2 separate regions of the Mus musculus genome follow, and region 1 is linked to region 2. The links are chromatin loops, found by intact Hi-C in ENCODE. Cell type or tissue: left cerebral cortex. All regions are shown on one strand. Each heading gives the region's core, and the rest is flanking DNA. Links, peaks and the distances in the headings are about the cores only. Region 1 holds the start of Map2k6 (mitogen-activated protein kinase kinase 6). Region 2 holds the start of Gm39446 (a long non-coding RNA gene).

What was found. A loop is a pair of places that touch in the nucleus more often than their neighbours do. Peaks named below come from ENCODE experiments on the same cell type or tissue, not always from the same donor. Only the 100,000 strongest peaks of a DNase experiment are listed, where the experiment ranks them.
Region 1: it touches region 2 in a loop (2.6-fold over the local background); 6 of 42 quality-filtered maps call a loop at or near these places.

Annotation. Positions count from the first base shown.
Region 1 is chr11:110,390,106-110,406,303 of GRCm38, forward strand. Map2k6 (mitogen-activated protein kinase kinase 6) reads left to right here and starts at 8,997. Exons shown (of 12, transcript NM_011943.3): 1 at 8,997-9,320. The coding sequence starts at 9,305. In left cerebral cortex, for the core only: a CTCF peak has its summit at 8,885; DNase peaks (open chromatin) are centred at 6,179, 8,968 and 9,680; H3K4me3 peaks cover 2,112 bases; H3K27ac peaks cover 1,240 bases.
Region 2 is chr11:110,471,039-110,487,236 of GRCm38, forward strand. It overlaps Map2k6 (mitogen-activated protein kinase kinase 6), which reads left to right. Exons shown (of 12, transcript NM_011943.3): 2 at 11,501-11,567. It overlaps Gm39446 (a long non-coding RNA gene), which reads right to left and starts at 5,735. Exons shown (of 3, transcript XR_880292.2): 1 at 5,669-5,735; 2 at 3,810-3,890; 3 at 2,081-2,313. In left cerebral cortex, for the core only: no CTCF peak of the experiment used is centred there; DNase peaks (open chromatin) are centred at 7,186, 8,204 and 8,229; H3K4me3 peaks cover 359 bases; H3K27ac peaks cover 780 bases.

The DNA.
Region 1 (16,198 bases), core at 4,788-12,787, 80 kb before region 2:
GTCCTTTAGATAAAAAGATGTCAGCTTTGTCGTGGTGTGTGTGTGTGTTCATACTCATTCTGATACATTGGCTAGTTAGCAAATCTCAGGGGTTGTCTTGTCTCTCCTTCTCCAGCACTGTGACTATAAGCATGCACTGTCATTCTTGGCCTTTTAATGTGTGCTCTGCTGACAAAATACATTTGACATCTGAAAAGGGAGCCACCATGAATCTTCCTTCTTTTATAGTTAAAAGAAGATGAAGTACCAGTGAGAGGCTGTGGGAGCCTCCCCACTGAAAGACGTACAGGGTGGGAGGTTTAGAGGGTTTGGGTGAACAGCACGTCACTCCTTTTCAATTGTCCCATAGAGTACAAATCAGTGACTGGTTAAGTGTCGGATCAATTTAGATGTTGCAAAGGAGCACCAAATGTATATGTCATGGGAACCCCAGATTTAGATATTACTTTTTATTAAAAAACAAAGCTGGGGGTTATTCACATTTTTCTGAAGTTAGAGCAGGGCTTAGATTCTGGTAGGAAATTAATAACTGTTTATTGTGTGATACTATTTCCTATGGAAAAGTAAACAAACATTGGGCTCACTTACATAGGGAGCCACGGACAGAACTACAATAAGAATATCACCAAAGTCCAAGTTGGTAAACCAAATGAGTTTTATTTGAGTTATTCACAGGAGTATGTCTGAGGGTTTTTTTGTTTTTGTTTTTTGTTTTTTTTTTGTTTGTTTTGTTTTTTGTTTTTTTTGAGACAGGGTTTCTCTGTATAGCCCTGGCTGTCCTGGAACTCACTTTGTAGACCAGGCTGACCTCGAACTCAGAAATCCGCCTGCCTCTGCCTCCCGAGTGCTGGGATTAAAGGCGTGTGTCACCACCGCCCGGCTGAGGTGTTGTTTTTAAGAGTAGAAATGACTCAAAGACAGTGGAACCACTGAAAGTCCACCTCAACATGGAAAATAGAAACCTGGAGCTTATTTCACACTTTTGGAAGCTTGACAGGTTGGACAGTATGTCTCCCAGGCAGCTTGGCCACTCTGAGAATCTCCCAGCTTTCTTTAACACTAATATTTGCCTGGGGAAGGAGGGTACTGGTGAGTTTGATCAGTTTCAGGGACTTCCTGGAACTTTTGAGTTGTTTGCTTCCTAAACTTAAGGAGCTTCCCTGAAGGTTGGGATGTTTCACTTCTCTTTAGTATTCTAAAGTGTTAATAAGCTTCTCTAAAAGACTGAATGGTTCACATCCTCCCCTTCACTCCCCTCCCCCCACTCAACTTGTAGAATATCTTACATCTTAACAAGCTTCCTTCCAAGATGGAATGTTTTATCTTGAAGGAGCCTGCTATCTACCAGTACTGTATCAGAGAGAAAATTATGCAGATATATACATTAATATATACAGTGTATGACCTTGTTGGAGGAAGTGTGTCACTGTGGGGGTGGGCTTTTAGGTTCTATGCTTAAGCTCTGCCCAGAATGGAAGAGAGTCTTCTGACTCCCTTCAGATCAAGATGTACAACTCTCTCTCTGCTCCTCCAGGACCACGTCTGCCTGCATGTCATGCTTCCCACCATGATAATAATGGATTGAACTTTTGAAACTATAAGCCAGCCCCAATTAAATGGGTCCTATATAAGAGTTGCTTCAGTCATGGTGTCTGTTCACAGCAATGGAAACCCTAACTAAGACATACATGTGTCTAATATATATGTACATGTGTGTAGCAGGAACACATAGGAACACCTGTTTCTATGTAAACGCCAGGGGGTCATGCAGCTACAAAAGCATCTCCTGCAGAAGGACCTAATCAAGGATTGCCTGAGAGAGCAAGGACTGCTGGTACAAACAATGCCAGCCAATCAGGAACTGCGGTTTAGAAGAGATGCTTTCTTGGGACCAATGGGGGCATGGGTGGGCGGTATTAAAGGAGCTTTCAGCCGTGCTCAGGGGAGCTTGCTACTGTGTTTCTCACCTGCTCCCGGAGTCTGTGTCACTGACTCTGTGCCAACTCACCTCCAACCCCCAAGAGCAGGTAGGGTGAGATGGAGAGATATCCAGGGCACAGGCAACACGTGTGTGCATGTATTTCCATATGAAAAGAGAGATATAGCAGGCGTTAAGTAGAGGAAATGGAACAAACATACTGCAGAAGTTTTTATCCCCATTTCTTCTCTTGAACAGAATTAGAAATCTCTGTGGGGCCTGTGTTAGTTTTTAATTAATTTGGAGTATTTTCTATTTCCCGACACGTTAACATTCCACACAAATGGTGCCCTGAAATGTTTGTAGGTTTCATGGCAGAGTAGAATAGTTTCCACTTGTACCTTCCTAGAAACGATAACTACTCGTTCACTAGCTCAGGATAACATTCCTATCCAGGACTCTGATTTGGGAGTAAAGGTTAAAATCATATTATATTGGAGCTTTACATGACTTCTGAGTTGCTAGGGAACATCCAATATTCATATCACACACACACATACACACACACACACACACACACACACATGCACACACGCGCACACACACTTCAATTGAGAATGCAGTCAGATGAGGACTGAGTCAGCATCTTTCAAGCACAGCCAGTTATGAAGGAAAGCTCACTCACAGAAATTTGAAACTAGAGTCATTATTGGAGTCTTAAAATATTTAAATTAAATATCATAATTAATTTTCTTCTAACAAATCCCTATGCAAGCATTACTTTAGCTTTTAACAGGATGGCCAATTTAAGCTAATAGATAGTGATCTATTATCTAGCTAGTAAACTCATGTGCACATCGGATGAACAAGTACAAGCTGAGTCTATATTGTCTCCATGGCAACCTGGAAGGACCCAATGGACATGTGACCATTTGCAGCTGAGCTTAGAGTCAAAGGTTAAAGAGAGTCAAGCGAGGATGTCTTCCCAAAGGACTGGGTTAGCAGTGTGAGTTGGCAGAGATGGTTCGGTGTTTAAGAGCACTTCAGTAGTCTTGCAGAGGACATTGCTTTACTCCCCAGCCCCTACAATGGGTGGCTCACAATAGTTTGTACCTTCAGCTCCAGAGGCTCCAATGCCCTCTCCTGGCTTCCCTGATTCTCTGCGCACATATGGTGCACATAAGCTCACGCACGCACACACCTACATAGACATATGTAAACAAAGAGTAAATCTTTAAAAAGGTAAGATTTGTATGCAAGTACGATTACTGTGAGATATTAGTAAGGGTACCTTCCTTTCACCAGATAGACGCCTTGCAAGAGCTAAAATGGAGTTAAAACTGAATGGTGGGGATTCTTTTAAAATATCAAGGACATCCTTATAGGAGAGATGACTTCAGATGGAGGGCAGAACACGGAAAATGAACACCAAAATGGAGACCAGGATAAGCCAGAGCCATAGACTGAACTCTGAAGAGCTAGTGATATGTAAATTCATGTCCTAATAAGAATATTATAGCTGGAGAGATGGCTCGACAGTTAAGAGCACCACCTGCTCTTCTGAAGGTCCTGAGTTCAAATCTCACAACCACATAGTGGCTCACAACCATCCGTAATGAGATTTGGCGCCCTCTTCTTGTGTGTCTGAAGACAGCTACAGTGTTCTTACATATAATAAATAAATTAATTAATTTTTGCTGGGCAGTGGTGGTGCATGCCTTTAATCCCAGCACTTGGGAGGCAGAGGCAGGCGGATTTCTGAGTTCGAGGCCAGCCTGGTCTACAAAGTGAGTTCACAAAGTGAGTTCCAGGACAGCCAGGGCTATACAGAGAAACCCTGTCTTGAAAAACAAAAAAACAAAACAAAACAAAAAAATATTATATTAATCAGACTGCCGAGAATGAGATAAGGCTAAGCAGGTACACCTGTGCCAAAATGGGGAGGACACTACCAGCAAAGGTGAGCCAAGTTTAATCATTCAGTAGGATGTTTTAAGTAAAAAAAAAAAAAAAATATATATATATATATATATATATATATAAAAATTACAAGGGGAAGGAGAGATAGCTCAATGGTTAAGAAGGCTGCTCTTCCAAAAGACCCAAGTTCTGCTCTTGGTATCCACGTTAGTTGGCTCACAATCACTTGTAACTCCAGTTTCTGGGGACCAGACACCATCTTCGGGCCTTCACAGGTACCCATATTGGTGGATACTTACCCACACATAGACAAACACAGATGCACAAAAATTTGTAAAAAGCCTTAAAAAATTCTGTCCACAGTCAAGCGACCATCTAAATGAGTTCCCCTCGGGCTTCTCCCTATCACACTTCACCTTTGATCCCTCTCTACTCACAGCTTTAATGTCACCACTGTCCTCTCCCTTGCTCCTGATATCTACCAGACACTTCTGCTAAAGTGGAACTGCTCAGATCCGGACTGCTCCCTGGGAGGTCAGTTTGCAAAATGTCATAGGAGCGTTTCTTGTCTCGTCTCTTAAGATGTGTCGTTAGGATGGCTATTCCCTGTCTTGCCAAACAAGAGATCAGGAACCCTTCTAGTTGCCAAATAGAAAGACGTTTAGCTAATTAAAAAAAAATGTTGTTCTGAAATCTTTAGTGGCTTCAGCAGACAGGTGAGCTGGGTTGGGAGCCATGAAAAGCTGAAAGTGACAGAGGCTGACCCTCCATGATTTACAGTGGGAACCAAAGAATCACATAAAGGTGAAAGGATCTGCTTCAGCAGACACAACTCATGTCTACGGCCAGGATTAGAATCTAAATCTCTCACATCCAAATAACTGCATCTTACCAAAACTCATTGGTTTTAGTTAACTTACAGGGAGAACTGAAATCACATGCTATGCAACCACATTCCCCATACTCGACACAGGCATTTGAACCAGATAGCTCTTTGCTGAGGGTGGGACTTCCTGTGTATTGTGGCATGCTGATTGCATTCCTTTGTCCTGTCTAGTATATGCCAGCCTCTCCCAATCTTCCATATTACAATAAGGCAGGCATTGCCAAACCTCCCCAGGAGGCAAAACTGACAAACAGCTCTTGACACTAAGTGATAGCAGGTACCTTCCTTGACCTCCGGATTATTCCTGACACTTATGCTACCTCCTCCCTCACCAACCTGTAACTTCATAATAACAGCTTCAGAAACCAGTATGACCTAACCCAAGGGCCTCCTTCCAAGAATGTCACACTCTCAGTCTGACAGAATGGGTGTTTTCCCAGGTGTTCTGGGTTCCCCTGAGGTGTTAGCTCTATTGTTGGAATCTAGTTATTCCAGGCTCGCCAAGGTTACAGGTCCTTACCCCCTCTACTTCATGTCGGACTGCAGAAGGTCTTGGAGCGCAAGATGTGCTAAGTGCTGTGCTGGGCACTGAGAATTAGGGGCATTGGACAAATCTCTGATCTCTAGGATCAGAGCCACCTGCGGAGACACACAGATAAAGGAACACTTGTCAGCCCTGAGATGAGTCTTGGGTAAGACCCACAGGTGAGGTATTACAGAATTAGAAAGTGCACCCAGTTCATAGAGAGGGTGCTGGGAGGGACAGCCTCGATACGCAGAGCATAGTGAGAATAGTCAAGGACAAATCAGAACCATCAGCTAATGAAAGAGTCTTTCGGGTAGAGGGTCAAGTACATACAAAAGAGCCAGAAATCCTGCCTTCTCCCGGGTACGGTATCAGCCTGGGGTGAGAAATGACCCAGGAAGTTCTGTAGGGCTCAGGCATGGAACAGCCAATGGCGCGCTATATCAAGAAGTTGGGGTACTGGCTCTGAATATAAGTAGAACTTGTCAGATTTGCGTTTTAGAAGGATCTGAAGTCGGGAAAATAACAAGATAAACCTTCGGTGAACCTGTGAAGAAATCACCGGAATTTTTCTCTTGCTTTCGCACACTACCTCAATCCAGCAGAGCAAGGGAACAATTTCTTGACCGTGCATGGAGGGAAGGGAGGAGAAAGACTTCTTTCCCACCAAGGGAAGAACCTCTTTTCTAAACCTTTTCAGGGAGCTTGAATTCCCTGTCCTTCCAGCAGCCCGCTCAGAACTCAGGATCTCTAAGACAAACGGCCCACTCTGTCATTTCGCAGTCTATGGTTCGGCTGGCTTAGGGTAAAAGGGTGCTTTGTGTACGTGCGTGCGTCTGCAGATGCTCAGCGCCTGTTGCCCCTCACGTTGTCTCCGTGGAGAGTGAGTGGCAGATTGATTTGCAGAATGCGCTCCATTTACGGGCTGTAGCGACTGTGCGCTCATTCAGACAAAGAACATGCCAAATCGCAGCAGCAGCAGGGATGCGCCACACCAGCTGAGATTAGAAGTCTTCTAGGGTGGCTGAGATGGTTCAGCTGGTAAAGGCAATTAGCATCAAGTCTGCTGACCGGAGTTTGATTCCCAGGACCCACAACGGTGGAAGGAGAGAACGATTTCCTGCTAAGTTGTCTCTCCCGTGACCTTCACATATGCTCCATGTTAGGCATGTATACAAATGTGTGTGAGTGTGTGCAGGCACACGTCTGCGCACTGAATAATTGTATGCACACTAAATAACTGTAACAAAAGAATGGAACTCTCTTTACAAATAGGAGCAGGCTCATTAAAGAGCTAGCTACGGCAGTTGCTGACAATACAAATGGACAGGCAGCTCTAGGTGGTTGCTCAGGCTAAGCCAGTCTGCATGAAGCTGTCTCAGGACCTGTAGGAAAACTGGTGTTCCTGTCATTGTTCCAGAAGGAAGATGGGGGTGTGTTGAAATGGATCACTACACATGTATGTGGTGGTTCAGTGAGACTTTAAAGGCCCACGAAGGAGGAGGCTCTAAGCCTGCTTATATGCAGAAGGAAGGTGGGAAGGTATAGCAGGGAGTAGACCTGACAGAGAAGGCAAAAGAAAGTCCTTACAAGTGGACACATGGAACAGAAAGCTCTTCTCTCACAGGCAGATGCTGCCCCCTCTGTATGTGAAGTCGCCTTGATTAATTTTCCTGAACATCAGTAAAGGAAGCCAGGAATTGTGGGAAATGCCTATAACCCCCAGCACTTCAGGGGCACAGAGGCAGGAGAATCACTGTAAATTCTACACTGAGTTGTAAGCCAGCCAGCCAAGGCATGATCTCAAGAATTAAAAACAACAACAACAACAACAACGACGACGACGACGACGACGACAACAACAACAACAAAAGAATGTCAGTAAAGGTCAGAGGGTGTAACTTATGCCTTCCTCCCCCAATTGAATGCATTTTTATTTTAAGAGCTGATTTGCTAACTTGTGGTGGGATTGGGCAGAGGCAGGAGGATTACAGATTCAGACTCTGTCTGTGTTACAGACTGGGTTCAAAGGCCAACCTGAGTAACTCAGCTAGATCCTGCCTCAAAAGGAAAAAATAAAAAAATAAAAACCAAACCAGGGCTGTGGCTTATTGGTAGCTTGCAAGCCTGGAATGCCTAAGGCCCTAGATTCAATCTCCAGCATTGCAGGGACAGGGGTGGGGAGGGGGCAAGGGTGGGGCGGAGGGGGGGGGGAGGAGAGGACACATGGTAGCTTTCTCTCTGATTCCGGCATTACTCAGATGGTCCTGGCTTCCTAGAATTCTTAATACAATTCCAGACATTTTCATTAGCAGCCCTCACACATGAATCTTCTCTCAAAGTGGCTCTTGTGGCTTTCCACAATTGACCTGACCTATCTCTAGCCTCTCCCAGTTCCAACCCACCTAGATCACTAAGGGAAAATTTACATTCTTAAAGCAATGCTTTGATTAAGTTCCCCGGTTTCAAAACCATTTATCTCCACCCTCGAGCTTCTGAGTTAAGGCCAAGCTGTTAAAGCCCTGTAATAATCCCGCACACCCAGTATATTCTGACCACCACCACGCTTGTATACAAGGCAACCTGGTACTCTCAGTGTCCCAGGAATGGACAGGTGGCCCTTACTCCCCCACTGATTTGCCTATAGATCAGATGCCTGAAACCACCGTTCCCTCCCTATTCGCTCTGAAAGAACATTCCTGAAGGTGTTCTACTAGGCGCAATGGAAGCCAAGCCCGAGCTCTCTGCCTCGAAATGAAGTGGGTGGGAAAGGGGTGGAGGTGAGGGTGGGGGTGTTGCGATTTGTACCCCTTTCAGGGAAGGTTTGCATCTCCAACTGCCCAGTGAAGCGGGAGGCTTTCCCCCACCAAGACACAGTCCAGCTCTAGGCTCAAGCACTGCAGGAAAAAGGAAAAATCCAAAGCCTGGGAAGATGCCTAGCAAACTCTGGACTTCCAACAAACATCTCTTGATGGTATTGAAAAACATTCAAGATAGTAGACTTTATTCACGTAAGGTTACTGTTCTCCACCAGCCGCCCTTTCTTCTCAAGGCCAGGGACTTTTTCCTTCATCCCCGCCTGCCTCAGGCAAGAAAAAAAAAAAATCAAATACCTTAATTTTGATTAAAATTGGCCTTTGATATATATGAAACAAATTTTCCTGTCTAACTGTGTAAGAAATGAGAAACTTCGTAAATCTCTCTTCCTTAATCCCTATCCAGCATTGAAATTCTGCTTTCTTGAAAAGAACTGACCTGGATCGCTTCTTATTAAAAAAAAAAAAAAAAAAAAAAAAACTTTGTATCTTGTCTGAAGAGTCAAATCACCCCAAAAATCTCCATTCAAGAAAAATGTTTGTTGTGAAATGAGATGTCAGGGTGAACGGTCTACAGACAGAGCAGTTCACAGATACTGAGCCGGTTTAAAAAAAAAAAAGCCACATTGAACCCCCAATTAGACCTTAGTCTAGGGGTGCCAAAAGCGTCTTCGCTACCCCTGTGCTCTCTAAGCTGTTGATTCAGGGGTTTTTCTAGAACAGAAAAAGCCTCCTATCATGGACCGCGCTGTTTGTCACCCTTCCCTTACTAAAGAGTGTACGTGCGATGTTTATCTGAGATCTCTGTCGCGCTTAGTCAGTCATCTAGCTCAGCCACCTACAGGAGCACGTTTCCTTAAATCAGAGACGCGTGGACTCTACAGGAGAACTACACTACCCAGCAGGCCTCGCGCCTTTCGCAGGAAGGACGTCTGCGCACTAAGATACTCAGTTCCAAGTTTGGAGCTTTTAGCTGCCAGCCCTGGCCCATCATGTAGCTGCAGCACAGCCTTCCCTAACGTTGCAACTGGGGGAAAAATCACTTTCTAGACTGTTTTGCAAGGTGTGCAATTCCACCTTGACTCCCTGAAAGTCCATCTGCTGCATCGGTCAAGAGAAACTCCACTTGCATGAAGATTGCACGCCTGCAGCTTGCATCTTTGTTGCAAAACTAGCTACAGAAGAGAAGCAAGGCAAAGTCTTTTGTGCTCCCCTCCCCCATCAAAGGAAAGGGGAAAATGTCTCAGTCGAAAGGTAAGAGACTGTTTGCATTAGTTGCAAAAAATGCAAAGGCTTATGCATGCATTCGTGAATGCATGGATGCAATTTTCGCCCGGCGATTGCATTTTTAAGTTTGAGGTTTGCCACAGCTCAGTTGCATTTCCTGTTTAGTGTGTGTCTTTTTCTTTCTTTCTTCCTTTCTTTTCCTTTTCTTTCCTTTTCTTTTCCTTTTCTTCTCCTTTTCTTTTCTTTCTTTTCTTTTCTTTTTTCTTTTTTTGCAGACACAGAGAGTTCCTGTAAGGCAGGGCTTGCAGTTGAGCTGTGCATTGACATTATTTGCATTCTTCTGCTAGGATTACCGAGCCTTTCTGCCTTTTGCACGGTCAGGAGAGATATAGCAGGTTGGTAGCGTCCAAATGTGCAATGCTTTATATAATAGTACATTTCTTTAGTATGCACGCATATTCACAGTAATTTTGTGTGCAACAGGAATCCAAACTTTCAAAAAGTCTCAGAGGTGAAGATGAAAGGCAAACCTCGCTTTAAACTAGCAGGAAATTTCTGTGATCTTCTATTCTTTGGGGGGAAGGAACCACTGCGGTGGCAGCATTCAGCTTACATTTTTATTGATTTCGCTGTGGACATTAGGCAACTTTTGATTTTTTAAGGGAAGTAAAGGTGAAGTCTGGAGAGCAGTGTATTATTATTATTATTTAAAAAAAAAAGTCTTGCTCTTCCGAGGTTTTATACTTTGTATCAGTTGCTTGCAGAGGGGAAGACCTCAATGTGTTGGCCATTTGGAAGATGCTTTTGTGTGTGGGGGAGGATTTCAGGGGGTGAGCGTGTTTGTGAGCATTAGAGCAAACCTGAGACTTTACTGTCTCATTGGCAACTACAGTGAAATCTTCTAAGTGTGTAACTGCATAGACTTGGTCAGAAGTTCAGGACTATGGTTGCCTTCTTTTTCTTTTTCAAATTTAATTAAAAAAATGTTTTGTAAGGTTGTATTTTGCAAACTTACTGATGTTCTGTAGAGGGAACTAAAAAAAAAAAAAAAAAAAAAAAAAAGTCCTGCATGGAGAAACTGCAGAGCTGCTTAGGTGCCTGCTGGAAGACCTTTAATGGCTTGTTTCGAGAGCAATCTTCCTTAACATAGAGAAATCTGATGGCATCTGAGAAAAGCCCCAAAATGAAGAGGTGTGCTAGGTTAACTGGGGCCACCTCTAGAGCAAGATCTGGGGACATTAAAGTATCCAATAAGCTTTGGCCACACTGTGTTTGGAGGTGTGATACCATTTAATTCTACCGGATGAACACGATGTATCTGATCCGGGGAAGAAAAGGATTGCTCTTCAGAATTTCAAGTAAGATTGTTTATGGTTGTTCTTTATTTGTTTTGTGTTTAATGTTAGGGGAGGAGGAAATATTTTACCTGTTTCAGAAATGTGCAGATGAACCTAGAAGTTGGCTTTTTTTTTTTTTTTTTTTAAGGTGTGGATATTCCTTAGCTTGGGAAAACCCAAACTCTTGAGCAGAGAATTCAGAGAGTACAAAAGTCAGTCCATGCTATAGCAACACTAAAGAGATAACTTCTAGTTCCTTTGTATTTGGTAAACATGCACTCATGCATTCAATTCAGCTTAATATATGTATGTATGCAATACATGCTTATGTCTGGATACATGTATGCATAATTATTTGTGCATGCACATGCATATTTGCATGTATGTGTTATGTGCATAGAGTTTGGGGGTACATGAGAATATTTAAAATGAAGTCTTTTTCTCCAAGAATTAGCGTCTGGTTTGAGAAAGTAAGAATGTGAGGACATTTCTGTGACACAGATTGGGCCAGTGAGATGGCCCCATGGGTAAAGGTGCCTGCTGCCAAGCCGACTATCTTAATTCCATCCTCCAAAGCCAAATGGCGGAAAGAAACTCCTACAAGTTGTCCTTTGACCTCCACAGTTCACCACGCACACCCCCCTACATACAGAATAAGTAAACAGAATTATAATAAAAACATTTAAAAAAAAAACCCAGCTATTGAAGAGAAACGGGCCTACCACAGTTTCGAGGCAATAATGATTCTTTTATTTGGTGAGTTGTAAGGAAGCTGCAGGAGGAAGGCTATAGGTACTGAGATCCAACTGACCTTACCATCACCCAGTTTGGACCTTGGGCTCTAAAGTAACTTCCTCTCTCCATAGTTTCTGGTCTTACTTGTAAGATAAATCACTTTCCCCGAAGGTCATGTTTTTTTTTGTTTGTTTTTTTTGTTTGTTTGTTTGTTTGCTTTTTCTTTTTCCTTTGGAAGCTAACAGGGAGGTATGTATACACTCTTGATCATGAATCAAGGATGGGTGGTCCTTCATGTTAGTTTCCATTTATGTAGATGAACTTCTTCTACCAGACCTTGCTTGCAAACTATATCTGGTATGAACATGAGGGTTTGTTTGTCCAAATGGAAAGTTATTGGTGGAAAAATGTGGGCAATTATTCTAGAAATGGCCAGGGGTCTTGGCCTGGATTTTTTTATGTGGACTTTGCCTGGCTCAGCAAGGCTGACTTCAAATAGCCAAAAGCACCCCCCCCCCCTTTTTTCTACTTAGTTCCAGACTTCTTTCTAATACTCTAGCCAGATGAAATGGGAGGAACGGAGAGAGGTGGGTACAGTCTCACAGTATGAAGAATTTAACAGCATGTTCAATTCACGAACCTTTACGAACTTTTCAGATCACTGTAATTCAGTTTTACAGACCTCTAATTTAAGGCATAGCAGAGGCAAAGAATTACAGACTGCCCAGGAGCTGGAACGACTGGGCTGCTTCTCCTCAGCCTTTTACCAACAGTGAGATTCCAAGAAAGAATTTTCTTAAAAAGAGATTCTGCTTTCCACAGTTGTAAGTTTAGGTGGTATGTTTCTCAGTTTGTTTGTGTTAGCTGTCTGGGGTTGAGCTGACATTTTTTTTTTTTCTTTTTCAAATATTAAAGCAGTAGTGTGCCTTTTGAGGAAATCTGAAATGTAAGTTAACAGGAAGGGTCCAAGAGAGTGCCGGAATTCCTGCATATTACAGGAAGGCAAGCCACAGGAAAAGTGTGTCATCTACACTAGCCGGAGAGAAAGCTATTGTGATCGGCCAAAATGGTCTTCTGAGGAATAGAAGGTGTTCTAGCATCTCCTGGTTTACCTGAAAATATATAAATTTGACCCCTTTAGCAGCCAGTCTTTCTTGCTTCTTTTTCTATTCACCTTGAAATAAAAAACCACGAAACAATATGAGCTTATTTTAGTTGAATGCAGTCATAAGTAAGTCATGTAAGAAATGCTTCCAAGTTGTACTTCAGAAGGGACATGGAAAATGGCAGGGACCATCTCAGCCTTCCTGAGTTAATCTCTGCTTCTGTAATTCACTCTCCCCGGGAGCACCAGATGTGTACATTTCTCATTCAGTGTACACGCCTTTGTTGGGTCGTATCAGGCAGACTTGTCATGCTTAGCCTGTAATCTGAGCTGGTGTGTTTTATAACTCTGTTGGTCTCAGGACACCAAGGCAGAATTGGCACCTTGGGCCTCCTGTTTGCTTTGTGTTGGTGTTGCTTTCTCTTCTTTCTAGCATGGTGTGTGTGTGTGTGTGTGTGTGTGTGTGTGTGTGTGTGTTGGTGATGCAGTTTCTGGACACAAGGGTTGAGATTCTCAGTTTTTCACAGATTAATACTATTAATTATTGTTTTCTAACAACATCCCCTCATCTATTAAAACCTAAAAAATTTACAAGGAGTAGTTTTAAACCTTTAAAATGTTTATAAATAATACTTCTTTTTCTTTTTCTTTTTTTTTTTTTCTTTTTGGCTTTTCGAGACAGGGTTTCTCTGTTGTATCCCTGGCTGTCCTGGAACTCACTCTGTAGACCAGGCTGGCCTTGAACTCAGAAATCTGCCTGCCTCTGCCTCCCGAGTGCTGGGATTAAAGGCGTGTGCCACCACTGCCCAGCATTGTGTGTGTGTGTGTGTGTGTGTGTGTGTGTGTGTGTGTGTGTTGGTGATGCAGTTTCTGGACACAAGGGTTGAGATTATTCTTTATTATTCTTCTTTATTATAGGAATATTCAATAGAAAAGGAAAACAAAAATGACTAATGCCTGCATATTACATTGTTACATAGATGCTTTAGGCTTTTGGTCTGTGCCTATGAGTTTGAAAAATGTAAGATATGTGGCCCACTAGTGCCTACTAGACTACTTTTCATTTCACCAATGTACTATGAAGTGTGTCTGAATCCATGTACCTCTATGTTTGCAGTATCCAGTTCCATTGCATTTGCTTAAGTAGAATTTCAATACCTGTTTTCTTCAAGACTCTTTCACACTTATTGCCACATATTCCCGGGCAAATGACAGCAAGAGACTGAATTCCAGGAAGTCAACTGCAGATTGTGAATGTCGACTTCTCCTTTATCCCCCAGTACTTTCTCTCTGTTTCAAAACCAGGCTTTTACCATCCTTAGTATATAAGTGGTCCATATTACTTGAAAATTTTAAACCAAAGAGGAAATTCATGATGAGAGCACACAACTTGAGCTAACTTTGATGGTGCATGCCTTTTAAATCTTGAAACTAGGTAGACAGAGGCAAGTGGATCTCTGTGAGTTCAAAAACATCCTGGTCAACATCGTGAGTTCTAGGCCGGCCAGGGCTGCATAGTGAGTATCTCAAAAATTGCACTTGTGAGCATGCACACGAGTGCACACACACACACACACACACACACACACACACACACAACCTCAAACTTCTCAGGGATAAGTTGCTGTTCCCTTTTGATAACTATCTTTGTACACACAGTCTTACATGTGTTATTTTACTGTTTGGGATATTTTCCTTAAACTCTCCCGTGACATTTGGCTGTCTTCCCACACTAGTACACACGCAGTAACCTCACTTTTTGTTATAGTTGTGAGTGTTTTGACTTGTAAGAACACAGCCACACACACAGTCTTCCACGGGCTTTCACACAACTGCCATTTTATTTGTAGGCAGAAACAGCATTGCAAGGAATTCCTTGGAATTAGCTTATTGCACAGCAGCTCAATTTGTTCATTCATTCTTTCTTTTTTTAAAGTTTGCATTAAAAACCTTCTCATATGATATCTTTTGATGGTATTCTTCCCCTACTGCAACTCCTCCGAGCTCCTCTCTACCTCCCTACCATCCAACTTCATGTTCTTTCTCTCTCTGAAAGCAAAAACAGAAACAAACCAAACTTAGGATGGGCAAACTACAAAAATATCAATAAAACAAACAAACAAACAAAAAATTAGCAAAACAAAAAGCAGAACACACACACACACACACACACACACACACACACACACACACACCTTACCTATGCACCCCATGGTGTCTATTTTGTGCTGGCCAACTACTTTTGGCCAGTTGATAAATGGTATTTATATTTGATTCCTACTTACATTTTTTGAAGTAATAAGTTGAAAATGTTCATTTTTCTTGACATTTCTGTTTCATTTGTTTCCCCCCTCATAAAATATATCTTGAACATTTTCACATAAAGATAAAATTATTTTTATAGTTAGGCCATAAAACCCCAAGACTGTAGCAGTTGGATAATCATACATTAAAACTTCGGTTCTATACAAGTAAATAATTTCATTCCTTGATAAGTTCTAATTTTATTTTTGACCAAAATGTCTTGTGTACATATCACATATTTTATAATGTAAACTCAGTATGTTTACACTGTCGATTGCTGTCCAGACTCACATGAAAATCAGAAAGAAATTACAATCGTCTACTTTGAATTCCTGCCTGAAAAAATAATCTATTTCTGGGTGTGTCTGGAGTTCTAATTGCCTCCGCTGAGAAAAACTAGCTTTTCTTTAGTCTTATAAGTAATTTTTAGGTAGCACCTGGTTGTTTTGTGGGCCTTGATAGAAAATAATGGATTGTTTCAGTTTTAATTACAAGGCTAATTCCAAGGAACCGTTGATTGAAATTTACATCATTAAAACAACTAAGCCTACAGTTAATGGTGTTGACCTCCCAAGTTACCTGCCAGGCAGGTGTGATGCATTCAGTAGCTAACTCTCAGGAAGCCTACCTACCTATGCATCCTGGGACTTCCTGAGAAGACTTAAGGATAGGAAAAGAGTCCCCAGCACAGGTTTGGCACTCTGCAAATAAGCGGGCCAAAGCCTTAGAATCAGTTCGGTCCCTGCTGATACTCCAGCCACGGGTAAAGGGGACTTGGGATTCCTTGTCCAAAGTTCTTTTCACTGAGCTACACAGCAACACCGTTCATCCACGTTTATAATAAACTCCTCCCTGCTCCCTCAGAAGTTAGTGTATTTTACATTTCCCATTTTGTTTACTTTGTGGGGAGCAGCCTGAGGGGCGGGGAGGGGGCGGGGAGGAAGGAGGCTGATGATATAGTTATCCGAGCTTATTATTCATCACCCAAGAAATGGTGACCCATGAATCATGGTGGTAGGATTTCTTACCAGTTCTCTGCCAAAAGAGAGTTTGCAAATGCTCCCGTCCTGACTGCCAGTTGCTTACTGAGTTCGGCTCTGAGCTTTAAGCTCTATAATTACAGTTTGCCTTTTGTGGACTATCTCCTTGGAGAGATCTTGCTGGGTAGGTGAACTTCACATATGTTTGTGCTTCCGTAACTCTTTCAAGGTTCGGTTTTGTTTATCGATAACTGGTAATCAGTGTTTTATCGTTAACCAGTAATTGGTGTTCGGCAAATATTTTCTGAATTTATTTCTTTTCTTCAGCAGTAAGGATGGTTGTCATTCTCCACCCCGCCTCCCCCCCCCCGCCCCCCTCCCCCACACATACAAAGGTTTGCAGTAAATAAGCTGTAAACACAGTTGCCTTTACTCTTCCTTGTT
Region 2 (16,198 bases), core at 4,169-12,168:
TACCAACCACAGAACAGCAGTGTAGCTTGCTTGGTAATTCAGCTTTTAATTTTCCAGCTTCTGTGTATCCAGTGTCAGTACAAATGTTGCTTAGCTGCCTTCAATCTGCTGTAGTGGGTGCTGCTAGTCCCACTGTAAGGATGAAGCTCTCAAGTTCTCAGAGCTAATGAGTCCTTTTCTATTGGCCCCTCCTAAGCCCACCCCTTTTAAAAACAGGGTCTTATTAAGCTGTATTCCAATTTACTGCATATAACAACTTTTTTGAAGATTTAAAAATCATTGCCCCCCCCCCCAACATAAATCTGGAGTACCTCCCTCAAACCTTCATCCTGCTCTCTAATAGTAAGAATGTCTAGTTTCCCATTAGTAACGTCAGTGATAGTCAATACATTAAAAATGTGCAGTGTAGTGTTAAGAGATGTCTCACTGGCTAAGAGCACTAACTGCTCATTTGGAGGACCTGGATTCAGTTCTCAGACCACACATAGTGGCTCACAAATATCTGTAAGTCTAGTTCTAGGGGTGCTGATGCCCTCTTCTGACCTCTGCAGGAACCAGGCATTCAGGCAAAACTCTCATACACCGAAGATAAAAAAACAAAACAAAACAAAAGACAAAAAACTCACAATGTAAAGGAGATCTTATAAGACTATTATATCCAGGAATAATTAAATAAACCATCTGCATATATATATATTGTACATATATTTGTATGTGCATATATATGTTTAAAAATATACATATGCTTTTGTATGTGCATATATATTTAAAATTGAAAAAATAAAATTTGTATACATCATTATTTTGTGTCAGTGTATGCCTGTGCATTGTGAATGCAGTGCCCTTGAAGGCTAGAGGTGGGCATGTTATAACCCTTGGAACTGGAGTTACAGATGGTTCTGAGTCACCATGTGGCTGCTGGGAACCAAACATGGAGAGCTCTTTAGGAATAAACCATCTCTCTAGCCCTTAGATTTTTGACTAGACACTGTAACCATATTGGGGATAATCTTTAGGTAGCACTACGTATGAGACACTAGGGGAGCATATATGAACCTATCTATATCTTTCACTTGTCCCTGTGATCATATAGAGAGTAGAGGACTGTTCTTACAGTGTGCTTTTTTGCTTGTGTTCAGTCTTGGAGATGAACTGGTTTACATGTCTGAAGGTGACTACCCAAAACAGTTTCTAGACTTATTGCCCAAGACTAGAGGACGTGACTTCTTCTGACACACTGAGCTATGACGTTGCCTGAAGTGATATTTGTTCATTACAGTGATCATGACTCATTCAGGAGTACAGACTGAAGGCTTCTGTTTTTCTATAGGACTGAGTAATGTTCCCATTAAGGCCTACATGAGACTCTGAAATGCTATTGAAATATTAGTTTACTAGTACAAAGCGAACCACGTCGAAAATAACTAATTTGCTTTTATAGATTAGATTGGCTTTCTCTTTCCAGAGAATCTCATAGTTCAGATCTGTGGCTTTCCAGGAGTCCTTCCTGTGAAGTTGGGCATCTTGGAGCCCTAAGAAAACATGCCACCATTAAGTGAAGCAGGAAGCCAGGGAAATCCATAGCTGAATAAAAGATAAACTGTTGTGGTCTGTTACCAGGATGCATTTTGAAAACCAGACTCTTACCAATGCCTGGTCTCCCTATGCAGATCATGACAGGGCAAAGGATTAGTTTGCGTTTGTTTGTTTGTTTGTTTGTTTGTTTGTTTGTTTTAGCTGGAGAGTGTGAGTTAGGATTGAAAGGTACTGCCAAATTTTCTTACTACTATTTCTTTACCGTCTTGTCAGGGAGCATGAGATATTACAGACTGTACCATAGACCCACAGAAAGGGCTGGATGTCATCTTATGGTTTTCCTGCCCATTTATCCAATTTATTTAATAAATCCCCCCCCCCCCTGCTTTGCCCCAGCACAGGCTAAGTGCTCTGGGCATTGAGGTACTGACCTACTCATGGAGGAAGAGGAAAGCCTGCTCCTGCCTTAGGGCATGGAGACCACACAGGGGAGGGCAATTTCATTGTTATTTACATTTTGATACATTTCAGAGACACTCAAAAGTAAGGTACTCTAATGAGCCACGCAATTTCATTGTTATAAACATTTTGATACACTTCAGACACACTTAAAAGTAACATACTCTAATGAGCCTTCATCACCAAGCTTCAACAGTTACCAGCTCATGGCCACTCCTTTTTCACTTTTATCTCCAGTTTGCCTGTCTCTCCGGTCGTCCACATTATTTTGAAGCAATTCTTTGAAGCGCACCATTGTAAGCATTTCAGGGTTTATATCTAAAAAACAAAACAAAACAAAACAAAACAAACAACATAAAAATGAACCTGTCTAAAACTCTTTCAAAATTCAGGGTGCATTTTGAAAAGATAACCACATCCCTAAATTTCCTCCCAATCTGTTTCCGTATTTTCCTTTCAGAGCGCTGTTTTTCAACACTTTCTTTTGATAATGGCTCGTGAACGGAGTAGCCCCTAAATAAGGAAGATGTAGCCATGCAATGGGGGTTCCCCACATGGCTCCTGCCAGCCTCCTCCCTTCGCACTGACTCTAGACCGCAAGTAGAGAGAGCCTTGCCGGGATTTATATTTGGGCTGTTTCGAGAGAGCATGTGGTCAGCGCCAAAATGCTAACAAGACAGAAAATACTTTAAACGCACCAAGTCTTTAAAAAAAAGTGCCCCAGCGCAGGGAACTGTAAGAGCAGCATTCTGGGCGCTCACATATCGACGTACTCTCTGACGGGACCATGATTCCCTGTCTACCTGGCTACCTTCTTTCCCCTCCGTTTTCTTGTTTCCTTGTCTGCTTTGTTCATCGTTCTCTACTGTCAGTTCTTTCCATTTCCCTGTAGCACACCGTTGAGCTTCTTTTGCCCACCATGTGTCTGATGCTCCTCCAGTATTTTTCCATTTAGTACTTCTGAGTTGAAACTCATGGTATTAATTGCATGCTTGTTTATGGGACACAATATGGTGATGGTGATGATGTTTGAGGATGCTGCTGCTGCTGGTGGTGATGATGATAGTGATGGTGTTGATGATGATGGTAAGAGTAATAATGGTGCTATGGTAGTAATGGAGATTGTGGTGGTAGTAGTGATGATGATCGATGGTCTGTCTTGACACCCAGCTTCTGAATAACGACACAGAGACTTATATTTATTTATGACTGCTTAGGCTTTATAGTTTAGGCTTGCTCTCAACTAGCTTGTGTAGATTAATAACTCGCTTATACTAATCCACATTCCACACATGGCCAGTTACCTCTCTTTCTTCCCGGTACATCCGACTTCCTCCAGTTCTGGCTGGTGAATCTCCCGATGCCTGCTCTTTCCCAGAGTTCCTATCTCTGCCTGGATGTCCCACCTTTCCCCTTCTCTCCTGCTATAGGCCATCAGATCTTTATTAAACCAACCAGAAGCTGACGGGGAAGAATGTTTACAAAGTATGGAGCAGGTGTTGAGCAACTAGAATAGCAATACCAAAGTCGGGACAGTACTTAACACACTCTGCTGGTACAGAAATCATGTGAATAAAGCAAAGACAACCTTTATACAGTGCACAAGATTATCCCAGCGATGGTGGGGGGTGGTGAAGATGCTTATCAGTCAGGGTTCTCTAGAGGAGAAGAACTCACAGAATAAATATACCTTACAGGGGTTCTAGATTAGATTGGTTTACAGGATATGGGCTAGGTAGTCTAGCTGGATGATGCATGAGAGGATGAGAATCGGGTAGCCGCTCTGTCCATTGGGGCAAGCGCCTCTGTAGTACCTGGATTGCAGTGATGGTCTGGAGGACTCCTGGAGAACTTTGGTCCTTCGTTTCACCCAAGAAGCTGGGTTCTGGTGTCAGCTAAGGAATTGATAAGGGATGCTTCTTTTAGTTGATTAGAAATCCAGCCAAGAGGACAGCTGAGATTCACCATCACAACAGTGAGCTCTCATGTACCCCTAAGTCAGTTATTAAAGGCTACCTACCCATAGCTCCACTTTCTCTGTGAGGCATTTTTTTTTTCTCTGTGTCTGACTTCCCTGCTCTCTCCTTCAGAGTGCAACGTAAGTTCACAGCTATTGTAATATTGGAATTTCCAATCTGCTGACTCCTGCAAAGCAGAATTTGTATAGTAATGAATTTTACACCTTGTTATGTCTACTTTAGTGAATTATTGCCAGTTTCAGTTCAGCGACTCAGTTAGCACAGTGAGGAACTTAACTTTGAATTTAGTTGTTTAAAAAAGATTTATTTTATTATTTTTGATTGTAATTAGCGTGCCTTTGGGTAGGTACGTGCATAAGAGGGCAGTGCCCAAGGAGTCCAGAAGAGGGTATTATCTGTTCTGGAGAAGGAGTTATAGGCAGCTATGAGCTGGCTGATATGGGTGCTAGGAACTGGATTCTCTAGGTTTCTTTTAATCTCTCCCTCCCTCCCTCCCTCTCTCCCTCTCTCCCTCTTCCCCGACAGGATTTCTCTGTGTAGGCCTGGCTTTTCTGACTCACACTGTTGACCAGCCTGGCCTCAAACTCAGAGATTCTCCTGCTTCTGCCTCCTTGGTGCTGGCCCTAAAGGTGCACACCACCACTGCCTGGCTACGAACCTTGGTCTTCTAGAAGAGCCATGTGTGCTCTTAACCACCTGAATCATCTCTCCAGCCTCCAGGAATTTAATTTTTCAACTCTTACAACTTACTTGGTTGTAGGGGAAGTATCAGGTGCCTAGGAGGACAGGGGTTTTAGCATTTATTAGGTGAGAAATGGTGAGATTGAAATACTTTATCTAGACTTACTCTATGCTGGGCAAGTGGTTCTCGACCCTGGCTGGAATCTAAGTTACTGTGGAGCTTAAAATGTGTGTTTTTGTGTGTATGACAGAGAAAGATAGAGAATATGTGAATGTGTGTGAGAGAAATAGAAACTGTGTGTGTTTGTGTGTGTGTGTGTGTGTGTGTGTGTGTGTGTGTGAGAGAGAGAGAGAGAGAGAGAGAGTTAGTTTTGAGGTCACACTCTTAGAAATCCTGAGTCTATAGATTTGGACTTGCTCCCATTGTTGGTGGGCACACTGACTGGGGTTCACGTTGTATGAGCTGTTGAGAAATGTAATTTTAGCACAAGTCACACAAGGGAAGGAGCTCCGAGGATGTCGTTGGAAGTCACAAGGTGCCTATGAGAACACATTCTGCTAACGTTATATTTTTAAAAAAAAAATTTTTTTAAAGTATAGATATGGAAAGGAGGGAGGGAAATATGAAAAGAAAAGAAAAAGCCAAATGAAGAGGACTCATCTTTAAGATTGTAGAAGGGGAGGGGAGGGTGAGGGAGGGGCTACGTGAGGCGGGGACTAGGAGGAGAGGAGGGCTGTTATCTATCCGGATGTAAAGTGAATAAATAAATAAATTAATGGAGGGGAAAAAAGAGACCATATTTCAAATCCTAGTTGTGATGGATTGTGGTAACTGTCAACATAGCATGATTCAGAGTCTCCTGGGAAATGGACCCTGGGTATTCTATTAAGGGACTATCTTGATTCCATTATATGGCTGTAGGAAGAACCATTCCAATTGTGGATCAGGCTATCAACTGGGCAAGAGAACCTGTATTGCATAAAACAGAGACAGTGAGCAAGCAATAGCTTACATGTCTTTGTGGCTCTCTTCTAACTGCTACAATGTGGCCAGCTGCTTCAAGCTCCTGCTGTCCGGACTTCCCCATTACTGTGGATTGTACTTTGAACTGTGAGCTGATACAAGGCCTTTCTCTTAATTTGCTGGTGTTCAGCTCTGCTATCACAGCAACAGGAAAATAAACCAAGACACCAGTTCTGCTACTCAGTTGCAGTGTGATCCTAAAGAAAGTTCCAGGAAACAAACTGGAGCTGATAGACAGCCACACCACGCCACTCACAGACTCAACTGACACAGTGTATTTAAAGAACTCTGTCAGTGCCTGTGGAGACTGGGTGCTCAAAGGACCCTTCCCTTCCCCCTCCTCTGCCTCTCCCTTATCATTTTCATCTTCCTTCACTCCTCTTTTCCTCCCTTCTTCTCTCCTTCCTTTTCTTACCTCCTTTCTTTCCTTCCTCCCCCTCCCTTCCTTCCCTCCTTCCTCCTTTTCTATCTTCTCTCTCTCTCCTCCTTTTCTTTCTTCCCTTTCTCTTACCTCTCTCCCCTCCCTCCCACTTCCCTCCCTACCTCCCTCCCTTCCTTCTTTCTTCCCCCTCCCATGCCTCTCTGTGGTTTGCTCTGTTCAAACAGCCACAAAAAGGATAATGACCATTCAGTAAACAGATATTTATGATGAAGGGCACTGGACAGAATTTTTGCTGCTGCTGTGGAACTTACGCTCTTGAGGGGAAGACAGACAGACAGTAAGTCAGTAATAGGCAAACGTGAACTTAAAAGCACGGAGGTAATACGTTGAGGACAGCGAATGAATGGTAGTTGCGAGACCTATTTCACAGAACTGGGGAAGGGCTTGGGAGGTTCTGTGGGGTTTCCATGGATGTGCTGAATTCAGAAGGTTGAATCTGCTAGCACCTGGAGCTCTCCCTGTAGAGGGGACCATGTAGGGACAGGTGAGCTGCTAAGAGATTCATTCTGCCTTCTTAATTAACATGATTCTAAGTTTTCAAACGAGCTTTCCAATTTTTCTTCTCTAAACTTTGTGTAATCTCCCACCCACCTGAGATTTTGCCCTCCGTGCCGAGACTTAGTGATGTGCAACAGCATGTGGTTTGTGGAGTTGTGTTGGTTGGGGCTCCTTGTCCTCTTCCTAGTGGCTTGTGTAAAGGCAGCTTTACCTCTGCACCCCCTGCCTCCTCTGGGCTCCGTTAGCCGATTTGCATATGATCCTTGTAGTTTAATGGCACCTAATGACACTTTTCTGTGAGCTTTGTTGCCAGATACACTTGGAACAGGAGGCCAGATGCAAGTTGTTGGGAGAGGGCAGCCAAGGGCTCCAGGTCCCCAGGAACTTGGCTAGAAGTCCCATTCACACCAGGAAACACGATAGAAAAAGTAAACTTGGCACCGGTGACCTGCAGTTCTTCCTCTTGGGAAGCCATGACAGTAGTCGCAGACCCCCAGAGTCATGCTTGCCAGCCTTCAGTGGCACTGACAAATTCTGAGACACCCGATTATCTCTTGGTGGCACCTTCTGCCAGCCGCGTGGGGCTGCATGCTGTTTGGGTTGGCACCAGAGCATAGCCCTGTATTTTATGTAATGAGACACATCAGAAAAGGCCTTTGTGCTTACCCCCACCGAGCGGGCACTGGGCGGGGACCTCATTTGTACCCCATCATTTTATGTACACTCGATGCTAGGATGCTTCTATGTGGCCTAGTAATTTTTTTTTTCTTTCTAAAAATTTCTTTCTCATCCCAGTACTATTTTGCCTCTGAATCCGCATGACCTGGCTTTGGTTTAAAGATGAATGTAGCCAAGGTGTGTGCTGGGAGGGTACTGTTCTCCGAGACACTCCCCCCCCCCCAAACATGCACGCACACGTACATACGCATAAACACACATTTGCGTGCGCATGCTGATGAAACACTGTGTGTGTATGTGTGGTGTGTGTGAGTGGTGTGTGGTGTGTGTCGTGTGTGTGTGTGTGTGTGTGTGTGTGTGTGTGTGTGTGTGTGTGTGCAGTCAGGCTGGCTCCCCTTTTCCAGTCTGTACCAAGGAAAGGGCACACAAGAAACAGACAAGATTCCCTCTGAGAATCCCTGTATTCTCTTCTCACTTAAGGTAAAGCCCATTTTCTGACTTTAAACAAGTTCTGGCTTGGATTATCAAAGGAAAGGTCGATTAACGTTCTTGGACACTTAACTTTGCTATTCATCTCTCTCCTTCGTGTTCCCCCCCCCGCCCCGCCCCCCCCGCCCCCCCCCCCGTCCCCCCCCCCCTCCCCCTCCAGCTCCAGTGTTAAATGTGAGCACGAGGTGTTGGCAGCCTCCTTGAGGGAACAGATTGCCCTGAAATAAACACAGCTGGAAAGCGACCACCTATTGTTTTTCTTTCTGTTAGGAAATGAAAGAGCTATTTATCAAAAGCACTGGGCTCCCATTTATAACTGCTGGGCTGGTTAATGATCAATGCCACCCCTGGGTGTCTGAATGGGCATGCTAACCTTCTGCCTCCCTGAGTGGCTTCCACTGCCCTGGAACAATGAACTCTGTGGAGTTTTGCTACCGCACAAGAGCAGGAGGCGGAGCCTGCTTTTTTTTTTTTTTTTTTGCCTCCAGCTGAAGCGTGCCGGCTTTGGAGCTTAGCAAAGGATGGCTTCTGCTGGGATTCCTTCTGCCAGCTTTGCAGTTTGCAGCTTTGCAGGCCTCCTGGAAGCCAACGAAGCTTCTGGAGATGGTCAAGTAAGTTCTGGAAGGTGGTAGAGATGTGTGTGGTTTTCAAGTGCCTTGGTTTACATCTTTAAGAAAAGAGGACACTTTTCTAAGTGATGTTCGGCTGCTCTGTCTCCTGAGGTTTGTTCTGGTTGCTGTCAGGGGTTGAATGGTTTGAAAATTTATACTCGTGAAAACTTTGAACACTGTGAAAATGTCTAACTTATAGAGAGTGGGATGTCAGAGGAGACTAGAGGCTGCAAATTCCGGGGCAGAGTGGTGTGAGGTGCTGGGTGTACTTGGGAAGTTGGGGGAGAACCACAGGCAGGCTGTGTTATTGTTTTGGTCATCTGCTCTGTTTTGGGTTTCTGTCCCCAAAGATCTCTCCCCACCCCCTTCTCTTCCTTCATTGCTCACTTCCTTCCTCCCGGTCTTTCTGTCTTTGAATGGATGTGTTGATAATTTATTGCCTTATGGTGTCATAACTGGTTGCTGCTTAAGCATCCCTCCTGGTGTATTAAACTTTTTAAATGGTGATTTTCCTCTAAATTTAAACTGATCGTTCCTCACACCTGACATGTAGGACCCAAGTTAGCAGTGAGGACGAATAACTTCTGTCTAAGATTTCCTCCAATGACCACTGGGAGCCCTTACTCCAGGCAGGCTATATTTACTTTTGTTTCATTTGGGAGGACCCTAAGGTGGTGGTATTTGCTGTGATATTTGCTGTGCTTTTCTGATTACCTCTTTGCTTGTGTCGCTAGCCATTTGTCCCGATTTGAAGGAGGGCATCTGGTTCCTCCCTGGAGTGACTCCTCTCCATTTGCATCTCCTTGTCTTGTGGCCGAGACTCTTGGATGGGGCTCCTCAGAGTTAAGCCATCCGTGTATCTGGGATCTCAGCGTCAGACATAGCCACCCAGCAGTACAGTGAAAAGTTCTATACTTTGTCAGCCCACATTGTATAGGGCTGATTACCTTGATAAATATGTGCTGAGTGGCCTCTGAGATTCAGGGGGAGGGAGAAATGATGTACACTGACTGATTCTTCTAGATCGCTTGAAAGAAATGAAGAGATAGTTGAGAAAAGCCGTTTACTAAAAGATGCTCCCCAAAGGCTTTTTTTGTGCTGATTACTGACTACCATTGCCTCTATACTGCCTGCTGAGTTGATCTAGGTACTGAATTTTTGAAAGAATACTTAGAAAAAGCTCAATTATACTCGGTCTTAGGGTTCTAATAACATAACCCGTCTTAGTCATGGATTTCTTACTTTTTTTTTTTTTAAATAAGACACATAGATTGCTTCTCTATATGATCATACTGGAAGGGTTCTTTGGCTCAATATTTTTCACATGTCCTGTCTGGTTTGATTCTTACATTTAGTTTAGAGAAGTAAATATTGATGTTATTCTGGATTTTACAACCCTGGAGCCTGAGAGTTAAAAGCCAGTTCTTGGTTAAAAGCACTCTCTGCTCTTCTAGAGGACCTGTGTTCTATTCTGAACATCCAGGAGGTGGCTTCCAAAAGTCTGTAGCTCCAATTCCAGGGGGAATACAATGAATGCCTTCTGGCCTCCTCAGACATGGCATGCATGTGGCACCCAGACATACACGCAGGCAAAGCACTCACACCGGTAAAATTAAAAAAGGAATCTTCTGAAAAAGGACGGTCTGTAGGTCATTTGGTCAGAGAAATAACCTGGTGATTTTTAAACTCACAATTCCGTGTTCCTGCATCTCACTCCTCTGACCGCTTCTATACATTTGCCCTGATAGAATAGTGGGAAGAGCTCCATGCCGGGTGTCCAGAGACCTCAGCACACATGCTGTGATGTCAGTGCCCGTTCTGTGATGCTGAAGATGCCACGGAGTTCATTTGCATGCAGAAACCATGCATTTCTTAAGTTATGTTATGCCTTAAGGTTTACTAGGATCTCATCCAGGGCTTGTATCAGCACTGATGCATCCACTTGGAATACAAAGGGGAGAGGAGGAAAGATTCCATCTTTGTTTCGACTTCTGCCAAACTCAGATACCTGCTATCTACATCTAGGAAGAGACTCCCAGGTCCTTAACATGACTGATTTCCCCCACATGGTTCCTAAGCTGACATTTCCTAGTCTGGTCTTTTTGACTCATCAGCAAAGGTGCCTGAGCCAAACACTCCTGTAGTTTCAGCCCAGGGATGAGCAACAGCAGAGTTCCCATCTGGACCCCCACAGAGGGTGATAACCTCCAGGCAGGATCCCGGCTGTTCTGCTAATCCTTTTTAGAGCAGAGTCAATGTATCATTTTGCATGCACCTAGTCCTTTTAGAGCAGAGTCAATGTATCATTGCATGCTCCCAGTAGTTAATCAGACTCTCTTCAGTGTTTCAGCCTCTCAGTGACAGCCAAAGGATGTGTATAGATAGAAGAGCAGAGGAATCGTTTGTTTGTTTGTTTGTTTGTTTGTTTGTTTGAGACAGGGTTTCTCTGTGTAGTCCTGGCCATCCTGGAACTCTGTAGACCAGGCTGGCCTCGAACTCAGAGATCCACCTGCCTCTGTCCCAGTGCTGGGATTAAAGGCATGTGCCACCATGACTCAGCTTCGAGAAGTGTTTTGTATTCACTTCCACCATCACATCTATCAACTTCTCTCCGATTTAGAAAACTAGGATCAAGGTGACTACATTTTCTTGCAGTTAGAACGGAAACAAATAAACAACCAAAATGTCCCACCTTAGACTCAGTGTCCTCTGCCATCACAGTTACTGTATAAAGGAACAGCCAAAGAAGGTATTGTGACAGTTGTCTCAGTGAGTAGGAAGGCTCCACCTCTTTAGCAAAAGAGCTGACATTTCTTCTTCAGCGCTGGGGATCATGCAGGCAAGTGTTTGCTGGCATACTCCCAGCAAGAATGGACATTTCCACTATGATACGCTCACCTGGGTCTAAGGCATTGCTATTTCTGGCCCCAAATTGCCTCTGAGAAGCTGTGTGGTGCCCTGGCCCCTGGCCCTGACTGGCTGCTCCCTTAGCAAGATGTATTCCGAGCCTTTGCTGACTTTCTCCCTTTGCTTGGGAAGTCTCTTCCCTCGCTCTTTTGCGGTAAGGTGAACTTTAACTTTTTCCTTATGTCCTTCCCCGTAGGCAAGAAGCGAAACCCGGGCCTTAAGATTCCAAAAGAAGCGTTTGAACAGCCTCAGACCAGTTCCACGTAAGTTGGCCGGATGATGGTTCCATTCCAAACACTTGTATTTTACGAGCTTGCTGTGGGGCTCAATTTTTTTGGACCCGTGAGCAAGGTCTTCAGTTTGCACATGGCTGTTGGAAAATACATTCAGCCCTTTGAGAGGAAAGTTCTTTGCTCACGTTTCTGAGCTCTAAAACAGACTTCTAGTCTACACTGACCCACAGCTTTGAAGTCAGTGTCTCAGATTACTGGCTGTGTGAGAGCTATATACCATATGGGAGCTGAGATCCTATATATATATACCCAGCAAGTTCCCCAGGTGTGGACTGGCTCAACACTCCCCTCTAGATACCAACGAACAAACAAATAAATCCATGTGTTTATGTGTGTGTGTGTGTGTGTGTGTGTGTATGTGTGTGTGGCAATAATACTCTTAAAATTGAGTTGAAATGGGAGGGTGGTATTTGATGGTATTCATGGCATTTTGACACTTAGTCCTGACTGTAGGTACAGAACAAACGAAGGGAATGCCTCTTGATTAGCGGAAGCTGTCACCCAAAGCCCTAAGTGAGCTCAGGTCCTCTTGCATGTCTGTGAGGTTGGCTGGGTATCTCCCATGCAGCTGGAGGTCTTAAGAATCAATGCATCTGTGTCCAAGGAGTGGGGAATCCAAGACCATAAACCATGAAGCGCTGGAGCGGCAGAGCAAGAACGGAAGAGCCCAACCCTGAGTCTGTTTAACCTCAATTCACTAAGCCTCCTGGTAAAGGCAGTTTGACCTTAGCTGTGAAGCATCGTATCAGAAAGAGCACCCCCTAGTGTTAGGATGTGCTCATGAAAATGACCGAGAGATTGTCCAGGATAGAAAGGCCCTGGCTTGCCATGCAGCAACAGAGAGAGACTTTCTAGGGTTGCCGATAGACTGAATTCAGTTGGAATATTCCTTTCATGATGATGTGTAGGAGGAAATTCTTCCTCTTCCTACGTGAATATCGGGTTTGTCTGAAGGGAATTTTTCGTCTGCATAGTTTGCCATTCTCTCCAACTGTAAATGTGAAAAAAATAAAATGTGACCCTAATTCCTTAGCATTCCTCTCTGGCTTGTAGAGCATGCAGTAAACTATGACTCTTCCTCGTGCTATCTGTAAAGGACTTTATGGGATCGCACTTTGACATGGTTATAGTTAGAGGGGGTTGCCGAGGAATGAGCATGAGACTCCAGTGTACTCTTGGCTGAGTCTATAGACACCCGCCTGCCTGCTTGTTAACAACTTATACAACTCTACAGTGTTCTCATAACCAAGGAAGCCATGCTGGCGCACATGCGAGAACTTACTTGAGTTCACTAGCCATACAAGTGGTCGCGTGTGTGTGTGTGTGTGTGTGTGTGTGTGTGTGTGTACTTGCCTGTGGAGTTCAGAGGGAATCCATTTTCTCTTTCCACCAAGTGGCTCCCAGATACTGAGCTCAGGACCCCAGGTTTGGTAAAGCCGAGATTGTTCTCCACTGAGCTACCCTGCCTTCCTGTGACTGGCTGTTGAGTTATTTATGTATTCTACGCACAAGGACTTTCCCAGTTATCTCATTTGACACTACTTCTTTCAGCATGTAATTCATCTTTTTCATTCTTTCATTGGGCTTTTTTTTTTAAACAGGGCAGAAAAATTTGATTTGATGAAATATTATATATTTTTGATTATATATATATATATATATATATATATATATATATATATATATATATATACACACACTGTAGCTATCTTCAGACGCACCAAAAGAGGGCATCCGATTCCATTACAGATGGTCATGAGCCACCATGTGGTTGCTGGGAATTGAACTCAGGACTTCTGGAAAAGCAGTCAGTGCTCTTAACCGCTGAGCCATCTCTCCAGCCCTGGAATATTATTTATTAGTTGTTATTCTTCCTACAGATTATGCCTCTGATACATAAGAACTCTTGTTACCTCTGGCCCTGAGGATTCTCAGTGATCCTGCTTAGAAACTGTACCTTTACCTTGAAACCCAAGGTCCATTTGGAGCTCAGGTTTTGTACACTGTCTATTGCACTGAGGGTTTTGGGTTTGTTTTTGTTGACACATTTCCAGTTGATGTAGTTCAGATGGCTGTGAACTGTCCCTTCCCTGTTGAATTGCCATTTTCATTTGTCTGATAGTAATTGGGCTATTTCTGCATTTTTTTTTCTATTCTGTTCTCTTGACTTTTCTGCTCTTTCTCTGGGCTCACGATATCTTATTATGTCATAGGGAATGTGGTTTCTCCTATTTTGCTCTTTTGGAAAATTAATTTTTTTTTGTTTTCTTAGGTTTTTGTAATACACACACATATACACACATATGTCTACATATACACACATGTACATATACAAACATGTATTCCAAAGTTACATTGGCCCCTGAAAGAGTCTTTTCTTATTAGCTTTAGAACAACCTTGTCCTTGTTCACAGAGACACTGGCTGACGCAGAGCTTCTGGATTTTGTAATTTTCTAGTCAGATGTGTTGTCAGATAGAGACAAGTACCATTTTTACTTTTCCCCTTCCTGCCGTGCTGGGGTAGAGCAGAGAGCCTGGAGGCCGGTCCTTAGCTCACCCTGTGTGGATTTATGGCATGCTTGTTCTGAGTCACTGTCTTTGCCTCTGTTTTCTGAGTTGTCATCTCCCTTGACTGTTAGTAACTAGTTCAAATTCAATTCTAAGCTAATAATTAGCAGTTTGTTTAACCTTGACAAGTCACTTGGTATGTGTGTCAGGGAGTTTTTCTCATTCACTCGGGAAGTGAAACGGCAGACTATTCAAGGGTCGGGTGCTGTGTGCAGAGTCCTTCAGCTTAGTTTCATGTTTGGACTCTAAGCTTCTCCAGTTGCATACCTTCGTTTAGGCATGATTTCTTGTTGCAGCAAGCTTAAGTTCCTTCTTCAAGAGTGGGATCAAGTGAGAGGATCACTATTGAGATGAGAAACCCTCATCTGTGGCCCAGATCTTGGTCTATCATAATAGCTACCCAGTGAAAGGACGCTGCAAATTATTTAGTTCTATGGCATAGCTTTTATGCATGCAAGCTGGCATATAGAGCTAGGGATGCCAGAGGCTCAGTGGCCTTCTTAGCTATATGTGAGATCAGACCTAGTAGTTCTTGGTTAGTAAATGAGAGCCCTTGACCTCTGTAGTGAGAGTTCATCATGGTGGAGCTCCGGGTTCTCATGCTATTATCTTATTGAAGAATCTGAAAGCATTTTATGTCTTTTGATGTTAATTCTTCCCACTGAAGTGGAGACATAGCTCCTTGAGTATCACAGAAGGTCAAAAAGCTGTTTTATATACATGATCTACTCATGCTTCTGACCACGTAATAAAATAAACAAACAATGCATGTAATAGTAACCAGGGAGCTGTTTATCTGCATAGCAGGTGGGTCTTCAATCAAATAAATGAACAGTACATGTAACAGTGACCAACAAGCTGGTTCCTTGTATACAGTCGTAGATAAGTAAATAATTATCAAACTAGGCCATCACTGGTATTCACTGGTTGTCTTAGGCAACCTTTAGAATACATTTGGTCTTCCAGGGAAAGAATTTTCTACTAAGTTTGGTTCTTTCCCCAGAGGAATAAAATATTGAATAATTGACAAGAATATCCAGGTTTAAGCTTTGTGTGGCTAACGGTGACCACCTCAGGTAAACTAATATGTTCAACTCTGGATGTGAGGAGCCCAGTGTCTGGAAATCCAACCTGAGCTGTCAGGCTTGGCTCCATCCTTTGATACTTTTGGCAGAGCTGATGAACCCAGAGGCCCCAGGCTTGGGTGGATTAGTCATTTTCATTGGAAGCCTGAGTATTAGGAACCCATCCCTTGATTCCCTTGATTTACATGGGAATTGTGGAGTGGGTAAGGCACTTTATCCAGTTATTTTAACTTCTTTCTTCTCTTCTGACTCCTTTGGTCAAGGCTGAGGATTGGGTGACATGATGTTTTTACTCAGTGTAGTCATTAATTGTGTTTCTTTATAAAAATCACCAAGCTTTTCTGGTGTGCATTTTTATTCATTTAGAAAATGGTACCATGTCCTATGATGTTGCCATGAAGTATAAGCAGAGATCAGAGTCAGGGGCAGCAAGCATTTGGGAAAGCTAGAGAGTATGTCTCCTGTGTTGTAACAGAGCCATGGTGGCATCAATTGTATATTCTTTGCCGGTTATTTTTATAGAATATTGTGGAATCATTAAATTTATGAAAGACTTTCATAGCTGGCTGGGCCATAGGAGGTGGTTTGCAAGCCATGGTTTCAAATAGAAGATTGGATCTGGAAGAGGATCTATCTATCCAGTAGTCTCATTGGTTGGCAAGAAAATGGAGGTAGCCCAAATATTTAGTGACTTTTCTTTCTCCTCCATAGCTTTACCAAGGAAAAATGTCAAAGAGTTTGTTCTAGTTACATTTGTCTTCCTTTTTAAAGGCTGTTACAATTAGTGGAAACAAATTGTAACAACTAAGGAAAAACAGCTTTGACCGCAGAATGAGAAGTTAGGAGTAGAGAGATGTTCCATGTTCCAGAGGTAGGAGTGCTTACTTCTGTAGAGTGTCTGAATTTTATTCCCAGCACACACAACGTGTGTGCTCACAACCACCTGT